Regions from separate parts of the Mus musculus genome. Here all the other regions are linked to region 1. Evidence: chromatin loops called from intact Hi-C (ENCODE). Cell type or tissue: left cerebral cortex. All regions are shown on one strand.

What was found. Peaks named below come from ENCODE experiments on the same cell type or tissue, not always from the same donor. Only the 100,000 strongest peaks of a DNase experiment are listed, where the experiment ranks them.
Region 2: a loop joins it to region 1, with 2.9 times the contacts of the local background. A loop is called at or near these places in 1 of 42 quality-filtered maps.
Region 3: a loop joins it to region 1, with 2.3 times the contacts of the local background. A loop is called at or near these places in 1 of 42 quality-filtered maps.

Annotation. Positions count from the first base shown.
Region 1 is chr2:140,668,971-140,673,970 of GRCm38, forward strand. All of the region lies in intron 3 of Macrod2 (mono-ADP ribosylhydrolase 2), which reads left to right. It overlaps Flrt3 (fibronectin leucine rich transmembrane protein 3), which reads right to left and starts at 2,506. Exons shown (of 3, transcript NM_178382.4): 1 at 2,276-2,506. In left cerebral cortex, CTCF peaks have their summits at 1,750 and 2,624; DNase peaks (open chromatin) are centred at 1,050, 1,656 and 2,569; H3K4me3 peaks cover 2,764 bases; H3K27ac peaks cover 2,493 bases.
Region 2 is chr2:141,229,222-141,234,221 of GRCm38, forward strand. All of the region lies in intron 5 of Macrod2 (mono-ADP ribosylhydrolase 2), which reads left to right. Among named protein-coding and RNA genes, the nearest start is that of Gm25583, 410 kb to the right of the region's middle. In left cerebral cortex, no CTCF peak of the experiment used is centred here; DNase peaks (open chromatin) are centred at 2,047 and 2,598; H3K4me3 peaks cover 516 bases; H3K27ac peaks cover 359 bases.
Region 3 is chr2:140,820,569-140,825,568 of GRCm38, forward strand. It overlaps Macrod2 (mono-ADP ribosylhydrolase 2), which reads left to right. Exons shown (of 19, transcript NM_001013802.3): 4 at 4,484-4,513. Among named protein-coding and RNA genes, the nearest start is that of Flrt3, 150 kb to the left of the region's middle. In left cerebral cortex, no CTCF peak of the experiment used is centred here; DNase peaks (open chromatin) are centred at 2,030 and 4,527.

The DNA of each region.
Region 1 (5,000 bases):
CATATCATTTTAAAATAAGGCATACTCCCAGCCACTAACATTTGTTGGGTTTAAAACTGTTCGAAATAATCCAGAAAATGGCCAGTAATCTTGGCCTTGGGATGTGTGGCCAAGAAAAGCACAGGGGAGAATCTGCATTGCTTGTGCTTGCCTGTTTCAAACTGATAATTGTATTTTTCATCTGGAGGGACTGACTGTTCATTAGGGTCTTCTGTCCCTAGGCAGGAGCCTCTGAGTATAATTGGAGTTTCTATTTGATTGGGCAATATAGCCAGAGAAGAAACTGGGGTAAAGATAATTAATAGCTCACTAACAAAGTCTGACAGCCACAAGATTTCAACCAAATTTATTTCACACCGCTTCATTTAGCTCTGAAAAAGTTTTGATAGAATCGGAGGCTCCTTAATTAACACTTGAAAGCAAAAGAAACATAGCTTCTATTAGCTGCCACATTTAGTTATGACAAATTTCCTGTTTTGTTTTGTAATTTTTGTTTTAAAAAAAACACCTTTATTTGCTGTTATCTCATAAACATCAGATTCAGGAATTGTTTAATTGGGCATTTTGAACCTAACCAGAATCGATTTTCAAAAGGGTATGCAGAGAAAAAAAAAGAGCCCAATTAATAACTGATTGATGCCACTATTAGAATACCCTATTAATGAATTCACTGTGTTTATTCATTTGCTAATATAGTTTCTCACCCTTGGGAGTTTTCTAGTAAAACAATAAACTGGTATTTCTTGTTCTTTAGTTGAACACATGTAATGACATTTTTAACCCTTTTCCTCATTTTAGGCTGATAAGTATATATATATATGCATACACATATACGTGAAGCTAAGTGATAACCAGCCTTTGCACAGTCATACCATTATGCTTGTTGATATTTGTAGTGATAATAATATGTTATGGCACTTTAAAAGAATTACCTTCTTTGCTCATTTCCAAAGAGATGGGTGTCAGTCACCTGTCACTCTGAGTCAAGCCTAAGTGATCGTAGCCTGGGAGCTGACAGGTTCATCCTTCTGTTTATACTGGTTAGGGTATTCTTACACAGTTAAGGATGAATAAAGGAATAGCCACAGCTGAAGCACTTTTCATGGCTTTGACCATGTTGTTTCATCCCAATAACACAGCAAATATGTGCATTTTGAAGCATAGATTTATTGAGAACAATCAAAATAATTATTAAAAACCATTTGATTTTGTAATTTGGAAAACACCAACATTTTCCATCTCCTTTTCATTCTAAATAAGTAATAAACCCGCTCCCAATGTTGAGAAAAGATGGGCCTGTTGCACTCTTTACCTTTATGCAACCATTTTGTTTCAGACATAATTTACTGAAAAACATTTTTTTTAATTAGATACACTTAAATACCTTTTGGAAGCTTTGTGGTCTAACGCATTTGTATCAATACAATATTTTTCACTGTGTGTTGCAAGTGAAGGGACACTCTGCCTTTGCCATTTGATGAGGCTTCCCTCCCCTGTTCCCCTCACTGCATACATCAAGCACGGCTTCCAGGGTGAGCTTTGTTAGTTTTTCTGAGTGGACTACCCAGTTACTATGCTAGTCACATTCTACACTCGCCCAAGCGATAGGCTTTGACAGTCTCCTGGACTGGGAATATGGTTTGGCCCGGAGATTCTGAGTTGGATTTACTAGTTGAGATTCCCGAGCCCGGAATGCCTGAAGGAGCTGGGGCCGGATAAGCAGTGCAAGCTTTCAAATCTAGGTGTAGCTGTTAATCCTCTACAGAGGCATCCCAGTCTCCCAGCGCAGCTTTGCTGGCGGCGAGCAAGATGTATGCTTTTCATGTACTGCGTACTCATGGGCTGAGGGGTTATTGATTTCTTTCACAGTTATAGAAACAGCGATAGGTGATCATACCACACATACAGTACACACCAAGTTAGCGACCTTTCGCTTTTGTAGCCGAGAAAAATCTGCCTCTCCTATCTCAAACACTCAACTTTCCAACTGCAGTTTTCCGTGAAGCTCTGCGCGGATAGAAATTGCTTGAAACAGAGAGGAGCTATTTATTATTTTTAAAAATGATTTAAGTCTGTAAGAAACTTATAACATTCGGCTATTTTGTAAGACTTTCCCTAGAGCTGGCTTGCACGCACATCTTTGACCCGTCCTGCTGACAGAGCAAACGTGGCTACTTGGATCCCTCATGGAACCAAGCTAGTCATTTCCTTCTAGAGAGTAAGAGCAAGCGAAGTTTCTGGGACAATTATGAGAAAAAGCATGGAAAACACTTACCAGGAAGACGAGGAAAAAGCAATCCTTTATACCCTGCTGCTACAGCTGTAATTCCATTGCCTGTGAGTTGAAGTAAAAACCCTCCCCCGTCTCCGGAGCGCGGCATCCAGTGCACACAAAGCCACGGCAGCTGCAGCCTGAGCGGTCCTGCTTCAGATCACTCCTGCGCTGAGGACTGCGCGCGAGAGCATCCAGTTGACTGCGCGCAGCCCACCTCCAAGTCTGAAGTTTAAAGCTTCACCTCGCAGTGGTTGAGGAAGGGGGTGATGTCATAGGTGGGCAGGACTTAGCCCAGCTCTTGTTCAGTGAGGTAACTGGATAATCAGACAGATGAGCTTTGCCAACGCTAGAGGGGGTGAGAGAAGCCGAAATGAGCCTTTCAGTTTGCCAAAGCTGAGATGCCATTTGGTTTGTAGGCAGCAACTCTGGAATCTCCGCGCTCCCTAAAGTTTACTACTGCAAGGTAGTGATAGCACACTCAGAAAAACACAAGCACGCTAGGAGAATATTTATAAGATCACAATAGAGAAACAGGTGTCTGATGCTCAAGCCATCTGTACCAAAAATAAGTTAACAAAAGTCAGATTATTTTTATTACATTAAAATCGTAACTGTGGAGAACAGAGGATGGCAATCCCAACTAATATTGATTTGGCAAATGAGAAAGCAGGGTCAAATGGTGATTTACTTAGGAGAAGGGAGAAAATGGAAGAACAGTGAAAAATATTGAAGAAAGCAGTCTTATTGGGAAGTAGAAAGGTTTTTTTTTCCACATGCATTTTCACATAATGAAGACTGTTTTATGTACTACTAGAGAGACCACCTACATGTGTGCATAAGGGTATACCTCTACTTCAGAACTAGGAAGATACAATCACTCATATTTATCAGTCTTCCCTAAAATTAAAAGGGTTGAGCCTAACTACATTCTTTTTTATTATTATTATTATGGTTTTTGCTGCCACGAGCATGGCTGCAGTCATCAATATCTTAAAATATCTGTTAGAAATGGTTCTTCCAGGTTTAAATCATTTTAATTTGCGTACATGAATAAATAGTGACAGTTGCAAGACACTAAGATTTCTCTGCCTAATTAACAGGATTCCAAGACTTTAATTTCCAGGTATAATTTTATCATCAGTTTTCTGTTATTTGGACTTGTAAGTTTTCTCCTAAGTAAGTGAATTTAAGTGACGAATCTTGTTTCTATATTTACCCAAATAGCAATCTCCTTTCCCTTCTTTCTTTGCTTGATTCTAACAAGCTCATGACTTTATCCTTTCTAGGAAATGGTCTGTTTGTCTCTGAAGGCTAGTTGTCTGTCTTAGGAGTACATGGCTATTCTCTCCGTTAGCTTCACGTGGTTCCTAACTTGAGTTTGGCAGCTGTTTGACCTTTAGAACTCCCCTCTGAGAATGGGTGCTCTCAGGAGTGGAAGGTGACCCCTCGATAAGAGATGTTCCGACACCTATTGTTCTATGCTTGCTCTCTTGCTGACTTCTGAGGAATGGCCCACTGAATGAAAGTAGGACTTTAGCATGTTAACATCTATTGAAAAGCCAATTTCTCAGAAGTCTTCAGTAGTGCAGGTTAAACTGAGAGGTGGCCGTAGATTTTTGATGGAAAAAGTAGGTGTAACTGATAACCTCTCAGGAAAGGATAGGAGTGATTTCAGTTACTGAAAATCAAACACCTGGATTAAATTATTGTTTGAAATAATTCTTTCTAGAAACCATTTTCAGATGAGAGTTGATTCTATTTTAAAAGGAAAAATTTGCCTGACCAAATTCCTGTGGGCTTATATCCATATTTAATCAGATCTGTCTCCATTCAGCTGCCTGAAAGCCTTCAACAGAAAAGAAAGATAAGTGGGAAATGTGGGTTACAGGTGTGCTAACGGAAAGCTGGCCGGTCTGGGAGAGAGGTGCTCTGAGGATGCATTTCCCTACTCGGCCATTTGCTGTACGACCTCATAGGACCTGCTCCTTGCTTTGGTTTCATTGCATGGGAAATAAAGACAGCAAGAATTTATTGAATGCCAGCTATGTATTCTGCCCCGCCTCCAAGCGGTGAATTGAAAATGTAGCACATGCAAGAAATTGTCAAAAATGTAATCTATCCAAAAGGTATTAACTTTAGAGGCAAATCTTAACAGAACCTTCATTACCATCTTTTCTTTTTACAAACATATATATTCCTTTTAAAAACTAAATTACATTTATCTGTATGTGTGGGTAGGGAGAGACCCACCAGTCATGACGTGGAGGTCAGAAGATGAGTTACAGGAATCAGGTCTTTCCTTCCACCATTCCTGCCAAACTCAATTCTCCAGGCCTAGCACTCTCAGAGACACTGTTTGGTTCTGGACTAGGGACAAGGGACCAAGGTACATATTTTACACATCAAAGCGGTCCCAGCATTCCTCAGTCCCTACCTGGCATCCCCTGCCCCCAGCCTGAACTAACTTAGCAGCTTGGCTGCCCTTCCCCCAGAGGCTCTTCCTTATATACTCCAGACATTTTGGTTTCCTCTGCCTTCTCTCTCTCTTCTTCTCCTCTTCTCTCTCTGAGTTCTCCGAGAAGAGACATTTCTCTTTTTCTCCCCGCCCCGACTCCCTTCTCTATCCCATGGTGACTTCCCTGGCTTCTGTCCTTGCGGCCAGTAAACTCACCCCAGAGCAGCTTTCCAATAAACCTGCATTTAATGTAATCTACTGTGACTTGAA
Region 2 (5,000 bases), 560 kb after region 1:
GAGGTACCATTTTTTTCTTCCCCCTATTCTGAGTCTAAGAACCAATTACTATGGTTATTCAATAACTGACTGTCCAAATTCAAATGGGATTAGTCACTACCTACTTCAGACCAACCTAGTTACTATGTTTATGACAGAATTTGAAGACATAACAATCATGTGTAGATAGTATTTCATGTCTCAGACCTTTCCAAACTCCCCATTTATCATTTTTCCATATGAAGTTATTTCCTCTGGAAACTTTTCTTCTTGTCCCATTCCCACACTTATCAGCTGGAATTATTAGTATTTTTTTACATTTTTACCTAGAATATTAAGAATGTAGCTAAATCATATGGAACATGATATGTAGTTAACAGTTTGTGTCCCATCTGGTTTAGTTTCTGTCACTGGCCAAAACTTAATCAGCTTTCTTTCTGGATGGATACCTTGGGCAGCTGAAAACTGTAATTGAATAATTTATTTTTATTTAGTGGCAATGTCTCATATTTTCAACAATTAATGGCTTTTCTCATGTACGAGATGTTTTTGAATGAAAATACTTCAATCATAATTTTTCTTCATATTTTTGCTTCAGCTCCAAATCAGTCTCCCTTTGTAGCTAAAATAAGAAACGCTGTTGTGCTTCCAGCTCCCCACTCAGTGGAAACATGTGGGGGATTTGTTGTTATTACTGATCTCGGTTGGAGTATTTCACTCCTGACCTAGACTTGAAGATTCTATTAAGCCATCGTAGGGCACACCGCCCACATAGTCTGTGTCAGAGAGTTTCCCCCAGAATCTCTAGTGTGTGGTGCTAACATGCATTTAAGCTTATTTAGACTAATGTTTTCAAAATGCAAACCACTGGATAGAATTACACACTGTGGTGGCCAAAGAAAATGATCTCACTGTGAGAGGGGTGGATAAAAATCTGTATGAAAGAGCTGAGGATATGGGAAATAAAGTGTGTACCCGCAATGAGCCTTTGCACACCCTGCCGCATGCACTGTGATCCCCAGACCATGAAAAAGCAACCGCAGACCCATCCTCACATTGCAGTTTTGAGAGATTTCATATAGATGATTTGCAGTATTATTTCATAGCAATTTACCTAAAAAGAAAAATAAGAGGGTTTGCATTTGCCTAAATCCAGATAATATTTGAATTTAAAGTGTATAGTTTCTCTTTAATTTTTGTTGAATAAACTTATGGATGTATTCAAAAATTAGTTCTGATATATACCATATTCTTTGTTGTATTTGTTAGGTTTGAACACTCAGAAGAAAAAAAAAAGAATTCTAAAATTCTTTTAAAAAATCATTTCATGCAATAAAAGCAATATGATAGATAGACATGCTAGATTATGACTTAAACACTATATTTTCCCCTACTTCTAACCACCCCATATGACATTTTAAAAACAAAGCTCTCTCTGTGCTTTCTTTAAAGTCAAGAAGAAAAAAAAGAGAGAGAGAGAGAGGCTGTATACTATTACGTGGACCTCCAGCATATAAATATATGTGTTCATAAGAAATTTGTAAAATTAGCTCCAGAAAAGCTTAACAATAATGTAGACCTGAAAGTAGGCATGGCCTTTTAAGCAAAGTGCATGTGCAGAAACTTAAAACATGTTAGGAAAATCAACAGACTCTGAGGACATTTCTAGTTTCTTCAAAGGAGTGCCGCCAGTTGAAGGAAGCATCCAGTACCAAAATGGGGACCCCCAAATAAGAGCAATGTGGGAGAAAGTTCAAGGCACTGAAAACATTTGGGGCAGATGATTTGAATGTCTTCCCGAGCCTCTGAGAAGCCTTAAGCTGCACCTCAGCCCTTTATCTTTGACAAATACCACACCGTGTTTCTGCTTGTTATTTTGTGGTCCTGGCGCTCTTGTCAGCTTGTTAAATGGAACTCTGGCTTCAGTCGGGAGATGATAATGTGGTAATCTCTGCGCTCGGCTTGCCTCAGCATCCAGAGGAGCGGCTGTGCCCGACTGTGTGAGGCTGCCCAGTGCCACGCGTAACTGCTGGCAGCTGGGCTGATGGAGAACAGTCTGCACCAACAGATTGAAAATGTTCTTTTCAGATCTTTAGATTGGAACTCGAGCTTTACTTTTCAAAGTCTTGTGTCCACAGCACAGTTCACAAAATAAACTACGAAACCAATTGCTTCAGGAGCCTCCAAGCCGTGACATTAAGGTGGCTGAGAGTCATCACTCTTGATGAAATGCGAAGGAGCAGTCTCAGAATCGCTGTCCATCAGAGGGAGGTTGGGCAAAGCCCCTGGGGTGTGTGACAGCCTGCAGACAGATGGTACATAAGTTTTATGTATACGCACTTATTTGAGGAGGGAGGGGGTGGTATTTAAGAATTCGTAAGTTCTTTCAAATTCATCAGGAGGAACAGGATATGCTTTTTAGCAGAATTGTTTATTTCCATGGAGAAGTTCTGAGTATAAAAATGTAAGATGCAGTGTTTTCTCTGATGCTAATCCTTATCCTGAAGTGCATGAAAAAAGTGAAGAAAAGCAATTGAAAGTAGTCTCATGAAGTGTATAGCTTTTCTTCCCAAAGAGCAGAATTCCAGATCTCTTGCTACCCGGGAGCTCAACCTAGCAGTCAGAATATTCCAATGACCACAGCCAAAGGATGCTAGATGCTGATCAAGTTGAAGGTTTTGTTGGACCCTAAAGTTCAAACTCTTTTGGGCCCTGCGGGTGAGTAGGAATGAGTCCAAAAAGACAAGAAATTCAGTTTGTGAAGGTGAGTTGGGAAGATGTGATTATCTGTATAACCTAAGTTGCTCTGAATTCTGCCCCCTCTTATTACTCATTTGTGAATCAGAGAAGATCTCTTCATCTTGTGGTCCCTGGAAACATCTCAGGGCTGAACTGTTCTCAGGCATGCAACTTTGAAACTGATTAAAAGTAGGCAAATGAATAGGCAAACGGGCAGATGATATACTTGCATAAAACAAAAATACTAAAATGCTGGTTGTCAATTGAGGAGGTGGGGGACATGTGTTGTTTGCTTTGATTCTTTGAGCCTGTGTGTAATAAAACATCAGGGTATAGAAGAGGACAATTAGATGGTCAAACCCTCTGTATTCATCAACATCTCTTTTTCCATTCTGAAGGCAGGAACATGACCATACTGAATGGAACAGCATCCTTTTCACAAACTACTGGAATCCTATCTAAGATTTAGGGATTTTTGTTTCTAAGGAAGAAAATATATATTGGGGGAAGGTGAGGGTATCTTGGTGAGTCTCCCAAATTCGATTATTTCATATCACATCCAAGGTTCTCAAAAGTAAGTGGTGGCAGTGCTCTAAGGAAAGGAAAGGGATGATGGCTGCATACATTTCTGTGATGGAGGACTCTGATGTAAGAGGGCCATAATCCTTTCATGTGTTACCCAGTGTGTTTATTTCTTCCATCATAGCCCAGCTGGTTTTGTTTTTTAGTGAGATCTTGACCCCACCCTCCATTGTGTATCTTTGATTCTCTCCAGAACCCCTCCTTATGGAGCCTGAGGTTAGCTTTTGTATGACATGGGGGTCTGTATTCTTCCATGTATTTAAGCACAAAATGTTTCCTTATGGCAGAATTTTGTTATAAGTCTTCAACACTGTTAACTCTTTGAACCACTGCTGTCTGTAGGCAGCTGATTGCTCCATTGTGTGAATTTGGGAAGGAGCCCTGTTGTTTGTGGTTCCTTGTCAGTGGCTCCTTGGTGGGCATGTCTTATGAAGCAATGCAGAGTTCTGTATGACAGAGCAGGCAACAAAGGGTTTTAATTTTGTCCAGGGAACTCCCTCCACTTTTCTTGTGGGACAGCAAGACCAGGTCACCTAAGGGAGATCAAAACAGTATGAGCAGAGAAAAGGGACCCCTCAAAACACAGACTGGAACAAAAAGCCAGCGCAGTAAACAAACAAAAAAACGAAGCAGGAGGGCCAACATGTGCCAGAGAAGTGGCAGGATAGGGTTGGATCTTGAAAGTCCAAAGGGGAAAAAATAAAATCTGGAAAGACTGATCAAGGGTAAGGAATGATAGTGACTGACAACTGAAGGGCTGATCTCTGTCTTTTAGTCATTGCTAATTTTAACAAAGGAGGGCATTCCATCCCGGCAAGCTGTGAGGTCAGAAGTGAGACTTTGATGAGATGAAGTTGATGGAGAACAGAGGGAAAGATGGCAGCAGTGTGAAGATGTTTCTGAAAGGATTGGCAGCAGGGCCAGGTATAGGCTTCACAGGGTAGCCAGAGGTACCCAGAGTTCTTAAGGGAGAGTCAGGTATCAAGCAAAGCTCACAAGATAGTACCAAGAAGATGTTCCAGTTCCAAAAGAGGATGGGCAATTGAGGCCGCTTAGGATGTAAGACAGGGGAGGCCGATATTGGGCCTCAAGACTCCTCTTATACTTGGATAGAAGGGTAGTAGTTCCCCATGGAGTAGAGTCTGGTTCAGCTACACTAGGGTGGAGTTATGACTCTCCTTTGTTTAGTTACAATGTCTCTAAGTCACTCTGTGAAAGCAGGCATTTCATCTGTTTGTGGTTATTTCTGTTTTGTTGCTTTTCAGGGGTTGACTAACAAATGACAAACATTGTCTTGGGCCAGGTCCTGCCAAGCAATGTCTCTCCTCGAGCTCACACTTCTACACTTATAAAACCTTGTTCATGTCCTGGCATTTCTTTCTAGTAAAAGTCATTCTGCTAGACCTAGATCAGGTTTCCAATCTGTCAGGATCTTTCTCTGTTTTAATTTGAACTCACAATGTTTCCCTAACCTGCTTCAGTCTCATAGCACCGACACATTAAAATATCTGCTGGGTGTCTGTCCACAGAACTGTCTGTAGCTTTATTTTCATTTAACCAAACAGTGCACCAGTGTGCTCCCACGCCCCTACCCCTACACACACACACACACACACACACACACACACACACACACACACACACATACACACAAACACACACACACACACACACATACACACAAACACACACACACACAC
Region 3 (5,000 bases), 150 kb after region 1:
CTCAATGTGGCTACTGTGGTATTAATGTTGCTGCCTTCCATCACCCTGACCAAAACCTTAAACCATGCATAGTGCACTTTGCACTGGGTGTCCGTTTTCTCCAGAATCTTTCTCAGATGAGAAAGATTACAGTTAGTTTTTTATTAGTGAGTCAGAAGAATTTTAATCTTGGTCTCCGTACCTGGGTGATTGTTTTCTGGCAGAAGATAAGTGAAATAAAGGTGACCGGCTCATGTCCACCAGTTATTTAGTAACTGATATGGAATTAACATCTAGGTGGATTATCTTCCAATGTTTTCATGATTTGTCCCAAAAGTCTGATTATAAGCTTTTGTATTTTAATTTCTTTTGTTACTAATCACTTCTAAAGGAAACATGCACACCATGTACTATTTAGAAGTTTTTAAAGGAAGAAAGTAGTTTTATATCAATTTTATTTTAAAGTTGTGGATTATTGGAAATCACCATATTCTTTTGTTACTTAGGATGATTAGCCCAAGAAAGGATGGCTTACAATGTACTGCTTATGTTTTTGGTTTAATACATTGTGAATATTTACACATATAAAAACATGGTAAGTTTCATTAAATATTTTAAATTGGGGTTCAAAAGGAACAGGAAACTCCTCCAATCATTAGATTCGATCATTTATATAGTGTGCAGGTTAGCGTTCTGTCAATTTAATACAACCTAGGATCTTCTGGGAAGAGGGAACCTTAGTTGATAAAATGCCTCCATGCAACTGGCCTGTAGGACGATTGCTGTGGGATGCCCCAGACCAATGTGAGTGATGCCACTAATGGCAAATGTTTAGGAGATCAAGCTGAGCAAACCGTGTAGAGTAAGTCCTCCAAGGTCTCTGCTTTAGTTCCTGCCTCCAGGTTCCTGCATTGACCTCCTGCCCTGACTTTCCCACCATGATATGACTACTGGGTCATATTAACCAAATAACTCTTTCCTTCTCAAGTTGCTTTAGGTAGCAAGCCCCCCCCCCACACACACACATATTTGCAAGAAACAGTTTTTCTTATTTATATTCAAATTTTTAATGTCATGAGCACTGAGACTGTCTATCCAATGGAATCAAGTTATTTTGTTTGGACAAAACAATGAAAACACAGATCTTTCCAATTGCAGTGGTTCCTGTGAGCTGTGCATTTATTCAACCTTTGAGATAACTATTGTAACTTCAGTTTTGCTCCCCAAACTTGTAATAAATTAGTCATTTTATTTTAGATTGTTTGGAATGTGCTGGCTAGTAAGCAGGCACACAGAGAAGTTCCTAAGTCTTACTACAGAAGCATCAGGTTCATGTTTGTATTATTGTTTTGTCCTGCCTCCTGTCCCACAACCATGATGCTCTAGGAATAGCCCAGAACAGGATCACCAGTCATCCTGGCAAGACATTTTGAAGGCTCTAGAAATATATTTCATATGTTTTAAATAATAAGCATTTCAAATAAACTTTAAGAGCTTTGAAATAAGCCTTGGGTTTAGAGATAAGTCTGGCCAAAGATTGGATCTTCTAAATTTTAGAAAATAAGTACTTTTTATATCAAGTGAGAATTAACTAAATCTGTCAATTACCTCACAATTTAAAACATGTATTTAGAAATAATTTGGTACAGAAGTAGCCACTAAGTTCAGATCTTATTTTCAAGGAGCTTCTTATTTAATTGGGATATATATTAATTTATTAGAAATAATTAAGGAGAATCTTGAACCCACAAAAACCATTTTCATTTTCTTAAAATGGAAGAAATATTAATTTGTCTGCCTAGTGACTGTTAGATAGTAGTTGAAGTGTTTTGTGGAGGCAAAGTCATATTAGAAGTCACAATAAAATTTTACTTTGTATATTTTTGGCAATTTTACTGAAGAAAATGACTTCTACATTAGTGTTACAGATAGGTTCATCTAGACATGAACACACATTGATATAAAATGACTTGATGGTTGGCAAGGATAAGGAGTGTAAATCCTACACCTACTCTACTCATCTACTGGACAAGTGCCTGGTTAAACAGATGGGCTCTGGATGGGGCTCTCGAAACCTACAACTTCCACCTTTATCGATGAATGTTAGATGAAAAATAGACTCCAACCCGTTATTGTGTTCCTTGGCACAAATGATGGTCTCAGTAAAGAACTATTGCTTATTTTTTAAATTTATTGTTGGAGATACATTTTTCCCTTATGAATGAATATATGAAAATTGGCAGATGGAATGTCAGGTTCCTGGAAAAAATCATAGACAGGGAGGTCATTCTCAGTTCAATAGGGTGGTTGGGGAAGCAGGTTTGTGGAGTGCCATGTGATTTTATAAAGGATTTGAGGAACTGGCTGGAGTAACCAGGAGATATGGGTTGACCATGTAATTCATCTTCCAGGGAAGAGGAGACAAATGAGGATTCTCGTCACTGTATTCAGGCTCCAGCAGCAAACTGACCTTCTCAGGGCTGGACCTGGGCAAGATGTTAAGCTGTGGTTCGTGTTTGTGTAATACCACTTCTTTTCAGGGTGACTCCAAAGGGGTCTGGACGTGAGCAGAAGGATGGAATCAAGCAGAGTTGAGTTTCTGGTTCATTAGTGGCACATCTATTCTGCCTGTGTTTTTGAGAAGGCACTGAGGGGAGGAAGAGCCACCATAAGATAGCTCTATACTTGGAAGGCCACATGAGACAGAGTTTGATGGTCTGATATTGACATAATGAAAGGACCTTCCAAGGCATTTGCTCTGTATGCATTTTCATGATACTCCCTTTAGTGTTGGAGTAATTAGTAAGCCATCACACATTTAGTCTAACTGAACAATGAATATGAGCACATGTCCTCCACACGATCCATTATTTATTGATTGAATTATTAATGCTAATGACTAATAACATTTATTCCTCTTAGGTTATGGCAATGCATGATTTATGGAATTCACATAAAAATTCAAGCGAAAGACTTATGTTTCCTAAACAATCTATTTAATCTTTTGTTAACTCAGTTTTCTACACACACACACACACACACACACACACACACACACACACAAAAGGAGGACGCTTTTGGTTACCACCTGGTTTCATAATATTGCTGAATATGTTTTTAGAACATGCATAAACAGTGCCTATAATATACAAGTATATGGAATAAAGTTCAGTGCAGTATGTTGAGGTATTGATAGTGAGCCTAGGATTAAATGTAAGAGCCATCTCTTTAGTCCATGCAGTGGATGCTGAATTCTAACTTAGGGTTATGTTTGTACATACATAAGTATCACATTCTTTATTATTGCAGCCAGTCATCTGCAATGCAACCTTCAAAAATGGTTACTTCTTAAGTGCAGCTCAAGTGGATTTTTCTTTAATTGTGCTCATTGACCATTTCTTCTATGGATACCAGGCATTCTGATTCCTCTCTGTGACCCTCTGGTATTTCTTTCCTATCTTTAACATTCTTCCCTCATCCCTTTCCATTTCCTTACTGGATTTATGACTTCTGGTTTGATGTATGACCCATTTTGTGTAATCAGAGCTATCTGTGTAATCACTAGATAGAACTCTCTACCATAACCCTGGGGTAACTAGTGGGCTCACAACAGAAGACAATGACTCTCCGTCTACCTGACAGTGTCCTTAATGAGTATTTCAGCAATGAAGGATCATCTTCCACCTCTTTTTCAGCCATGCATTGCTGTTGGGTTCATTTGGATGCAGACCTCAAGCACACACCTACAGTAGTGAGGTTGTGGTTGCAATGTTTGTCTCTTGTCCAGAAGATATTTTCCTTTTGTTGGCTCCTATACTCTTTCTGCCCCCTTTCTCACAATATTCCCTTAGCCTTAGAGTGGGTGATATAAATATCTTGTTTAAGATTAATTCCATGGAACTTTGTTATATCTATTTGCCTTCCAGGAGTACATAGGCTGAATTTCTGAATAAATCGGTGAGAATTCACAAATCTGTTTAACATTTCTATCTCCTCCCAAATAGAGTCTATATATAGAAATAAATCTGCTGCTCTAGTAAAAGTTTGACTTATTCTTATTACAGCAAAATGTCCTGAGATTGTTTTGTTTGATGGTGTTTAATTTAATTTAATTTATCATTATATTTTCTTGTTACATTGTCCTTTGAAATCACTGAAATTGCCTAAGTAGCATTGTTATATCTATAATTCATAAAATGGAAAACTCAGATCAATTTAGATATAGATAGAGAATGAAAGGATTTCAATATGTACTTAATATTGTTACAAGGAAACATAAGAAAAAATAGCCATTTCAAGAGGAAAAAGGAGCTAAAATAGGGAAACATTAATTTTCATACTATGGTATGATAGTGATAAAGTCTATCCTTGTATGAAAATACTGATTTTCTGTATATGTGTTTGAATAAGATGCGTGATCATTATTAGTTTCTGTTTTAATCATTTTGATACATTGTGTCTCCTGTACATTTTAAAATATAATTTCTTTTCTTTTCTTTGACAGCAAATGCCAGTCTTCTCGGAGGAGGAGGTGGTAAGTGTGGAATATGGCTTAACTTCAAGTACATTTTCATTACATTAACCAGGAGTTGGTTAGCAAGCTCTATGCTGCTACAGCAAGCTAATTTTGCTATAGTTATCACTTACAAAACTAATATTCCCAGAAAATAGTTTATAACAGAAATGCTGTTTGTTGGTTTAAAGAATTATTCTTTTAACTGACTTAAAAATATGTTCAGATTTCAGAATAGCATTTGAAATGTAAATGAAAATACAAAAATTGGAAAAAGAAAAAAATGAAAACATGAAAAAATATGTTTACAACCGTTTTTCTTCTCACTTTTGATGTAAGGGGTAGATGCAGCTGTAATCTGTTAATGTGAACACATACATAGTAGATGAGAGTTACTGCTAGTATGGAGACTAAGGTGGCAGTATTTTGTAGGCTTCATCCTCTTTTCTTTTTAACCATAATTGCTTGGTTTTGCTTTTCATGACTTTGTACTTAGAGATCTTAATAT